2 separate regions of the Homo sapiens genome follow, and region 1 is linked to region 2. Evidence: chromatin loops called from intact Hi-C (ENCODE). Cell type or tissue: CD14-positive monocyte. All regions are shown on one strand. Links, peaks and the distances in the headings refer to the core of each region. The heading gives the core; the rest is flanking DNA. Region 1 has its middle 29 kb from the start of BCL6. Region 2 overlaps LOC105374264 (a long non-coding RNA gene).

Region 1 (5,387 bases), core at 128-5,127, 82 kb before region 2:
TAAATAAATATAAAAGAAGACAAATATTCAAACTAGAAATTATTTGTTAATACTTATTGTTAATTTACTTCTTAATCTGCCTTGCATTTTTTTTTTCTCTGTAGAAAACTCAAAATAATGTATTATAGGCACTTGTAATTATAAAGTTAATTATGGGAGAGAGACAAGGTAGATAGGAATTGGAGAATATCAGGCCTGGAAGTGTCAAAGGCAGTATCGTCCAACTCATCATTTAATAAATGGGAACATTAAAGAGCACAAAGTCAAATTGTTGTCCAAGACCACAAAGAGCCTGGAGAGAACCAGGACTCCACGCCCCTTGGCTGAGTGTTCCTTCTTCGCCGTACTTCCATCTCTCTAGAGTCACACCTATGGTTGATTTTATGATGCTGATAATGATCAAGAGGAGGAAAGAGGAGAGAAATGGTCCCATAATTTTGGCCTTATTTGCAGGAATTGGAAAATTTCTCCCACAGCCAGACACACTCAATTGGTTAGTTTTCTTCAAAACCCTGCCCACAGCAGCATTCTGATCAACATCCATCACTTTCCTTCCCAGGATTCCAGAGGAGATCCAGGTGGTGATCAAAGAGGAGACCCTGTTGGCAAAGCTCCCTTCTGGCACTGATGAACTGGATGTAAGGTCTATCTCTTGTCCCTCTGAATGATAACAAAAATATGCTTACCTAAAGTTGCTCCCTGGATCTCAACAGAAACTTCATAACTGGTCATTGCTTCCAGAAAACCTTCCTACCATTCAGGCTTACACATAGCTGGCCACTCAGCTAAGACAAGTAATGGGCTGAGAAAAATCAAATAAAAGTGTGTGGTTTTGATATATGCATTTTATTACTGGCATTAGTCAAGTAATCATGGGCCAGTGAATTTTCAAAGCAGCCTTTTAATACTCAAGCACAGTGCAGAGTAAGAAGGATGAGAATATGACCTTTTCAAAGCCCCATTTTTCTTAGGCCTTTTAGTAACTCCATGGCCCCAACTCTGGAATCTGAAGACTTAATCTTAAAAGATTATGTGGGAAGAGGCAGCAAGGTGTAGATAAAAACATGCTGAGCCTAAAGTCGAAAAACTGGAGACTATATTTTGATGGTAAATATCAGATGTATGACCCTGGCAAGGCATTTGACTTTCTGGCCCTGGTTTCCTCCATGAAAAACTGGGATAATATTCATATTTGTCATTTGTAACTACTACTGTGTTGTTCAAAGATAAACAGAAAGGGTATAAGATATTCGAATATTATTATTTTCATTAATTATAATTATAGTATTAGTGCTCAATTGCATTAGGCTTCTCCTTAAAACAAAATTGCTTGTATGTCTGAATGGATCAGGAAAAGAAGATGGGAGGGGCAAAAAAAGGAAAGTCACTCTTTTCCTGGAAAGCGTTGTTGTTTAATTCTTTTCTTGGAGTAAAAAATCCCAGCCACGCCGTAGGGAACAGAACATAGGCTTCTCTTTGATGTCACCCCTCACCCAATAGTATCACTTCCCTTTTTTCACCAACCGCTTCAAAGATCTTACGTCTGGGCTTCTGTAGTGACCACGCCAAACATTTAAATCCCCCACTTAAACAAGTACCAGAGACGAAACAACCAAAAGAAAGACAAAGCAAGAGGAGAGAGGGTAGAAAGAGAACAATACAATCGTGTTCTTTGAAAGGATGATGGTTAATAAGACTTACTTTAGTTTAGAGCCAAATAGTTTTCTTCCAACAGAGACGGTCATAGCAAACCCAGACAGGAGCGGGCAGGAGCAGAGACGTGAGCCCTGCTCTCTAACTAGTGGTATTATCACCCATTTGTGGCTCCTGAGAGAGAACAGCGGGGCAAGCCAGGCCTTAGCACTGTGCCTTGCATTAATTAACAAGCACGGACCTGGCCTTTCAGGTACACCAGGGATGGGCCTCTCTCCCTCGTCTTAGGTTCTGCCGGAAGCCAGGGTGAGTCCTGTACAGATTCTGAACCCTTCTTTATGTGCACAGACCCAACTCTCACGCCTACCGATGTTGGTCTGTGCTACTCCTTCATCCAGGCAGCAAATCAGCACGGACCCAGGGTAAGTCATAGAAATCAGGAAAATGAGGTAGTTACAGAGCCTGCTAAGGAGCCCAAGAAGTGAGAGTTAGGGCAGAAAGCCTCTTCAGTCACTCCTTCACCAGGCCATTCTTTTATTCCTGAGTCACCCTCCACACCCCAGCGTTCAAACTGAGACCCATCACTCTTACCAGGTATGGACAGATGCTGCAAATGCTGCCTTTTGTACGACTATGGCAATTTGACACGATGTTCTTCCTGTTGTGTTTGAAATCTCCCCATGCACTTCCTTTCAAGTGGTTATTTCTTAGCTGGATCGAGGAAAGACCAGCCTTGCATAAGACAAAGCCAGTGATCATTAGCCAGCATGGAGCCGTGAGCAGTGCATGCGTAGTTATACTAATTGGTTGATTGATGCAGGTTCTGTTGGAAAATACTGCATTTTAAGGAAGTGCAACCTTTTAACTTCTGACATGGAGTAGGCAGCATGCCAAGAGAAGGACTGGACTAGTCATAGAACAATCCGTTGAGCCGTGGGCACTGAATTGAGCACAAAATAAGCAGGGTTCACAGATTCGCAGAGGACCCAAGGAGAAGAGAGCCAGCAGGTAATTGTCAGGTACCACAGCAAATACCAGTAAGGTGATCTTGGCCCCTCCTGTTTGCCAGGTCCAGGTTTGGGCATGTCAGTTACCTCTATTACACATTTTTTTCCCCAGTGCTGCCATCTATATTTAATTAAATTGCATTATGCAGAACCCCATGGCTCAGAATCCTGGAATATTAGTGTCTTTAGTATTAAAAGACTCAATTAGCCCATGTGCACAGCGGGCTTCTCTCTCTTCCCCAAAAGGGTAGGACAACTTGTTGTTTTTGTTGTTTTTTAATATATCCAAAAATAAAACTCATTACTCACATTCCCAGAGTGGGCCTGGTAAGAGTAAATGGAACCAAAGAATCATAAAATTTTTGGATTACTCCATATCTGAATCTCCAACATATAATGCCCCTACCAAAGTGTCTATCCAGATTTTTCTTAGGTATCTCAGGGCAAGGAACTCTCCACCTTCCAAGGTGGCTCATACCATGGTTGATCACATTTAGAAGTTGAAGAGTTTAAATTTGGACTTATTTATTTGTTCAATTATAGGAAGAAATTTACCACAGCAAATTAGCACTTACCAATGATATCTGGGGGCTATGGGCATGGCTACTGACCTCAATGGATGCAAATAGGATCTATGACCACAGAATATACCCCCACTCTCAACTTATATGTAAGTCTTTGGTCAGCAAAATGGATAGACAAAATTATATGCCGCACACAGTACACATCTATTGACAGGACTAGAGGAATATTTATAAATCATAGATTTAGGTATTGATGATAAAGGCTTATATGGGAATCTTCCCTTGGTCACAGAGAAGGGAGCTAGATCTGGTCTACTTTGATTTTGGCTTCTAGGGGATCATGTGAAAACCAGGTCAATATCACATTCTTGGAAATGAGATGGACAGTTATTATGTCCTAGCTCCTTAGTCATTTTTACAGGTTTTTCCTCTTCTCTTTTGTCTTGAACCCATGCCCTAGGTCAGAAAATCATAGAATTAAATTCCTAATACAGTTTTGGAACTGAAATTTTCCCAGAAGAAATCTTATCTGATTTTCTTATCCCGAAACTAGAAAATTGAGGCCTGGAAAAAGTAGGCAGCTAGCCCAAGTTCACAGAGCTCTTTTGAGATGAAGCCAGAACTAAAATAAGTCTCCCAGCACCTAGTGGAGTGCTTTACTCTTTATTATCAATGATAATATGTTGAGTATGTACAGGGTGTGATGGTTTCTCTAATGTGCTTTGGAGCAGGAACTATAGAAAGTTTTGTGGAACAGAGAAATGAGCCAACCCTGTAGTCTCCCCAGGTGGCAACCTTGTGGAGTGAGGATTGCTAATAGGCCTTTTAAATGATCAAAACACAACAAATAAACAATGCAAACACTGTCTGATTGTATCTGCATGCAAATAAATCAAAATGATCCCCCGATAAGATGCTAGTTATTAAGCATCTACTGTGATCTAGCCACTTTACGTACATTATAGCACTCATCTTCCCAATGACTCTGTAAGATTGGTGTTATTATGCTTGTTTTTCAGGTGAGTAAACTGAGGCTCAGAAGACCGATAGCCAATGTAGCAGAGATAAGATTTAGAGGCCAGTCTTCTGGCCTCAAAATCTGTGCTGTTTTTCACCATGTCTACCATCTTCTCCAGATTTCTCAAACCCATTCTGTGTCCCATCCACCAACAAAGCCCACACATTTTATATGGCTGGTGCTGGTATGGAAAAAACTTGAGACTTTTTAAAAATTCCATGGCTATTAGTTTAATTATCTCATCAGTCAGTTAAGGAAGTATCTCCTTTATTTATTGGTGTGTTTCTCATATTTAATGCATGTTATTAATGTATTAAATTAATAATAGTAATGCAAATTAAAACTGTAGCATCTGGTGTTAAGCGGCAATGCTTGATATACAAACTTAAATAAATAAATAACATTCTGAAATATTTATTTACCAGTCATAATTTTAAAAATTGTTTATACTAAAACATGTTTATAGTAAAGACTATCTGCAAAATTGAAAATCAGAACTTGTGGGATTTTTTTGCAGTAATGCTAAGTCCAGCATTTGGTTATAAATTCTTTGCATACATTTTTTTCTTTAATGTATGCATTTTTAAAATATATATTTTGATGTTTTAAATAGAAAACATGGATTAAATAAATATTTGCCTTAATAAAGAAAGAGCTACTTTCCAGGTTAGAGTAATATTTATATACGAACAATAGATCATGGGTTCTAATAGTTCCAATGGTCCGAAAGTAAAAGAAAATGAAACATAAGATTTTAGCAGAATCCTTCCATTGCTGCTGTTAAAGTCTTGGGTGAAAGTCCATAAACATAAAACATAATGGTCTATGGGGAGTTCTACTGCAGAGGACAATTATGTGGCAGTTTAGAGAAGCCAGTCCTTGGGCTGATGAAAGAAGATCATCTTGTGAATAAAGTTGTTATGAGATGTAAGATGTATGATTTATACTCTTGTTTCATACCCAAGTGATATGTAAGCATCTTCTCTTCCTTCTAAAACTCACTGAGAATTCTTCAGTTCAAATATACAAACAATTAGAGTCAGCAATAGAAGCACAATAAAAATAGCTAACCTCCAGTGAATGCTTAGTACAAGCCAGGCACTGTTCTATACACTTACAGCTATTAACTCTCAGTCTTCATAATAAGTCGGTGCATAAGGAACTGTTATTATATCTACTTTTACA
Region 2 (5,387 bases), core at 125-5,124:
CCACTGGGGCTTCCTAACATCAGACATGGCGTATAATAGGCACCACGCACAATGTTTACCAGTGACTGGGAAACCCACTTAATTCTCTCTGAGCTTCCTGTGTTCTCATCTGTAAAATGCCAGGATTAAATTAGATGATCTCTGAGACACTTTCCATTTCTAACTGGTACTTTTAGGCAAGCTGAGTGCCTTAACTTGGCAAGTGGGAATAGTGGAAATCGGTTTAGGAAAGTAGGTTGAGATTCCTAAGACTGATTGAGGACCTAGCAGTGGGGATGCAGGGTTTCAAAACTAGTGGGAGGCATGAGAGAGGCGCCCCGCCAGCCCTCATGGAGCCCACAGCCTGGGGCAAAAGAACCTCCTGGTCAGAATGGAGACTCACAGGCCGTGCTGCTCAGTGGAACCTCAATAGGCCTGAGGGTTTTATGGGACTTAGGTGCCTATGCAAAGCCTGTCCCTTTTTTTGCTGGGGAACCCTGGGAAAATTGCTCCCTTTCCCTGGACCTCATAGTATTTTAGTTTTAAGTCATAATATCAATTTTTCTACAATGTTCTGAAAGGAAGAGCTTCTTTTCTTTTCCTCGACAGGGGTGGAACAGAAAGACCAACTCTCTCATTGCCTGGGATTCTTTTTTCACATGGTTTATAGTGATCATGTCTACATGAGGATCCTTTGGGCAGGCCTTCATCCTCACTCGGCATATGCAGACATTCGTAAAACAGGATCTATAACATCCTTAGATGTCTACAGATGTCTGCATTTGCATCTTCTAAATCTATGCCTTTACAGGTGTTAGACCCACCTCGATCATTTATAAATTGCACAGTAACCTGTTGCTTATTAATTTGTGTTTGATTTTGATGGGTTTTTCCCTACTCCATTTTCTACAAGGGAGTCTAACTCAGTAGTTAATTCCATAAACTAATTCCACATGACTGAGCAGGTGTAAGGCTTGGCTTGACTCAAGTCTCAGCTCTGGCACACTCAGAAATGGCATTACTTTTGTCAAGTTACTTACCCTGTCTGAGTCTCAGTTTCCCAGTCCCTAAAAATTAATAATACTTGCCTCTTGGGTTGTTGAAATAATTAAATTAAATTAAATAGTGCAAATGAGGTCAAATGAGGTTGTTTATCCTGTAAGTGTTAAATAGTTAAGAAGACTTATTTTCCTCATAGTTTATATAAAGTCCAAATCCATCTCTTTGCAGCAGGGACTATCTTGTCAGTCTTAGTTGTATCCTCTGGGATCATGCAGAATAGGCCTATGCTCCTTTTCCACATGGCAACCTTTCAAATGTGTCCATTTGACCATGATCCCTTTACATGGCAAAGGGATTTGCCAGAGAAACTAACTAAGGTGGGAAAAAGCATATCCAGTACCTCGCCACAATCTGGAAGGAGAACCAAGAAATTCTGACTGCCGCTGCCCTGGAGTGACCACTCCAACATCTGCCTCCAGGAACAGAGGGGTGAGCCAGGGCTCCTGGAAAACTTGACTCTGGCAACACATGATGTTGAAGTGTTGAAACATGCCACTTTGATGTGGCATTAGCTCATGATACTCCTTTATTTCCTTAATTTAGAAGAAAAGCACAGCTGCTAGAATTTTTAATATAATAAGTACAGTGGTGCACTGAATGTTTTCAGGAATTTTTCTACAGAAGCATTGCACCCAATTGTGCAACTTTTACAAAATATATTCATGCAAATCTATTTTTCTCTATTATGCAAAGAGCTTCCCTTCTTTTAAACTGTTTTCTAACCTTTCAACCGCTATTGAATCCAGAAACCAAAGTACCCTGTCTACTTGAAACAATTCTGAAACGAGATAGGGGTTAAATAAATCAGCAAATACGTAAACTAAATTGCTCTATTTGTGAAATGAGGATTCTAAGAAATCTATTTGCTACCTTTCTGCCTGCTTGGCATGGGAGTATTATTTGATCCCTTGTTTTGAACCTACTGAAATGACATCATCAGGTAAGTGCAAAACATTATTATCATCAACTGGTCCATAACATGTTTCATAGGTAAATATCCGGTCTTTGGATGCTTTTCAGGCTTGGGTTGTTAGTGGGTGCCAGTGGCTTATCAGAAAAACTATGGAAAGGATTCTTTCACTGGGAAAAAGAGTGGATTAGAAGCGCCTAAGGTACCTTCAAACCTATTATTCTAATCGATGTCTAAGCTATTGTTGAGACAACTTCTGTTGTAGGTGGAAAAAAGAGTGCTAGTGAAGGCTTTTGCTCTTTGAATGATAATGCAAAACACAACTTATCTGATCACACAAATGATCAAAATTTCAGAGTTGTATTATGTTATTTTCTGTGTAACACTAAAAATTCTCTATCTTATGGTAGACAGCGTGGTGACGGTAGGACCAATCAAGGGCCATAATAATTTTTTTTCTTTACCAGTCTCAATGCCCAATTCATTTATTATATATCACGCTGATTAGGTCTGGAAACTGTTTTTATTAATCATCTTTACCTACCTGCAGAACTTTCCATGTAGTGTTTGCCCAGTGGGTCCTAAGAGTGCCCAGATCTTGATCCTTTCAGCCTCCTGAACCATCAATCAGCAGGAACAGAACAGCCAGGGTTCTGGACTATTCGCATCCAGTAGCAAGTAGCCTTATGTGTCTATTCCAGGGCAACAAATAATACCTCGATTTCTTTGTCTGCCAAGTTATAGAAGGGATTGGAAGGTAATAAACTTCATTGCGAATTATAGGTCTTTCAAAATGGAAAGTTGAAAGACCTATATGGAGTCAGTTGAAACTGGCCCCTTTTTGTTTTCTTCAAGTTTTTTTTTTTTTTAAGCCGCATTATGTGGAAACCTGTCCCTTTCATGTGAACTGTCCCTTTCATGTGACCATGAATTGGTCATCGCTGCCTCACTCCATTTCCCAATCTGGAAAGGAGTGGCTACAATTTAGAAGACAGTTAAAATGTCAAGAGCTCCCTCACATAAGATGGGCAAAAGATTCTCACCAGCTCACTTCCCTCTGCTACCCTAAGATAGGCCCTACCTCACATCCTATTCATTCAGCTCAGATACAATTTCCTCCAATAAGCCTTCTCTGACTCTTCACATTCTGTCACTCAAGCTGGAAATAATCTCCCCATTCTCTGAATCCCATAGCTCTTATTCTGTCCTTTTCTTACAACACTGAGCAATTTTTGAAGGCTGGTCAGTCATATGATAATAACTTTACTGGAATGGAAACTTTTGGGGGGTAATGTCCCTGTCTTTTTTCAATATTCCTTAAAACACTGCTGACAGGACTTGAATTACACATGAGAGTCACTTAATGAGATAAATGAAAGACAAATTAGCTTGACACTTCTGTTTGCTTTGTGGCCACAAAGCACTTATAGCTGATTAATTTGGAAATGTGAACTCCTTAGGAAATATTTTTTGGGATATTTTCTTGGGTGTTTTCAAAAAATTCTGAAAACATATGGCAGAATATTTTTTAATTTTAATAATATGATTTAAAGAAACCCAAAACACATGGAAAGCATTAAACTTTGCTGTTAAACAGTAAAGTACAAAAGAAAACAAATTTGAAACACTTACATATTAAAGTAGAAAAATCTTTGAGCAAACAGTGAATGCTTGAAAGATGTTTTTTTTTTGTTTTTTGAAAATAGAATACAAGAGTCATAAAGATGCCTAGACATAATTTCCCAGCCATGTCACTGTTAGGAATTTTGGAATTTATGCAAAGGTAATAACTCAATAACAGCAAAAAGCAAAATGTACAAAGATGTTCATGACACTACAATAGCAAAAAAGCAAGCAAATAAACAAAAAGTTAAAGACAACTCCAAGGTCTCAAGTAAGGGAATGGCATTATTAATTATAAAACAGCATCAAAAATTATATTAGCTAGTCATGAAAATGCAAACTTTAAAAGGAAAATGCTTATTATGTAATGTTAAGTGAAAAAAATTCAGGCCATAAAATGAAATATACATTATGCATGCATGATGAAAAGACAAGAAATAGATAAGAATGTGCAAAAATACAAATAGTTGGATATGGTGTGGGATTCTGGCTTGTTTTCTGTTTTAAAGACATTACATCATCTTTTCAATGACAAACTACATTTTAAGTAATTGAAAACAAAGTCTCATTAGCCTTGTCCTTGTATAAATTCCCAGAGAACACATTATTCTTATTCATTTCCACCTCTGCTACTTGTCTTTGATTTGGACCAGCTCCATTCTATTTTCCCACTTCTCAGTCATCTAACAAGACTAGAAAAAGACCCCCATCAAACAAAGAAGCAAAATGCACCAAGTTTAGCAGAAGCTGTGAATCCAAATCAGCGAACATTGGCTGACTGGATCTAATACCTTGACCCCAACATTGAAAAGGCAGACCCAGATTCTTCAATGACCACAAGAGGCCTTGGTTTAAGAAGCCTGCCAACGAAGCACAATGTTCCCATCCTCAGAAATAGACCCCGGCGGAGCTTCCAGGGGCCCATAAAAGTCTGCACTCTTGGAAGAATGTGACAACTCTGGCAACAAATACAGATTCGTCATTCTCTATATTAAGGGAATGTTCAGTTGCATCAGGCTTTTTTAACAGGGCCAACACTTAGTGCAATTTTGAGGTTGGCAAAGTGAATTTTCACCTACCCCAAGGCTTCTTTCCCTGCCTCCAGATGATCAATAAAATCACCTCATGTTACAGTTTCAAAGTCCTTTCACATCCAATTTCTCATCTGAATCTTTCATCAGCCCAATGAGGTGGGTGTTATTATTCACTTGACTTTTCAGAAGAGAATATTGAGGCTTAGGGAAGTGAAGCGACTTGTCTAAAGCCACCCAGCAAGTCTGGGACTGAATGAGACACAAGCCCCATCCTAACTTCTGGTCAGTTCTCCTTCCATTTACCCTAGGCACTCATCCCTCTTCCAGTTCATAAGGAGAGCTGACCCAGTGCACCTGCTGACAGCGGCACTCAGCGTGCTGCCATCCCAGGGATACCTATGTTTTAAAGGAAGGCAGATGGGGAAAGACAGCATGTAGCCTGTAAGAAGGAAAAGTCAAGTGGAATTCCAAAGAAGATGCTGAAATAGCTGACTTAGCAGCTCTAGGGAACTATAGAGAAAAACACTGAGAGGTAGAGAGAGCTATGAGGAACCCCTGGGGAGACAGAAACTCTTTTTAACTGTCAAGTATGTGTATCTGGAAAGGTCTTAGCCTAAAGCAAAAGGTATCCAGGCTGCTGTAGAAGGATGAAATAAAAGCTGTTGCTTCTTAGACTTCATTTCTCCTCCCTCTCACTCTCACTGTTTTGGGACAGACACGGCACGAGCTTAGAACTCTTGAACAAGTGCTCCTGGGATGTAAAACTAGGGTAGTGTGGA

The links. A loop is a pair of places that touch in the nucleus more often than their neighbours do. Peaks named below come from ENCODE experiments on the same cell type or tissue, not always from the same donor. Only the 100,000 strongest peaks of a DNase experiment are listed, where the experiment ranks them.
Region 1: a loop joins it to region 2, with 1.9 times the contacts of the local background. A loop is called at or near these places in 2 of 110 quality-filtered maps.

The regions. Positions count from the first base shown.
Region 1 is chr3:187,771,903-187,777,289 of GRCh38, forward strand. No RefSeq gene overlaps it. Among named protein-coding and RNA genes, the nearest start is that of BCL6, 29 kb to the left of the region's middle. In CD14-positive monocyte, for the core only: no CTCF peak of the experiment used is centred there; DNase peaks (open chromatin) are centred at 1,509 and 2,449; H3K4me3 peaks cover 2,796 bases; H3K27ac peaks cover 2,763 bases.
Region 2 is chr3:187,853,797-187,859,183 of GRCh38, forward strand. The region is part of intron 2 of LOC105374264 (a long non-coding RNA gene); the gene reads right to left. Among named protein-coding and RNA genes, the nearest start is that of BCL6, 110 kb to the left of the region's middle. In CD14-positive monocyte, for the core only: no CTCF peak of the experiment used is centred there; a DNase peak (open chromatin) is centred at 2,925; H3K27ac peaks cover 439 bases.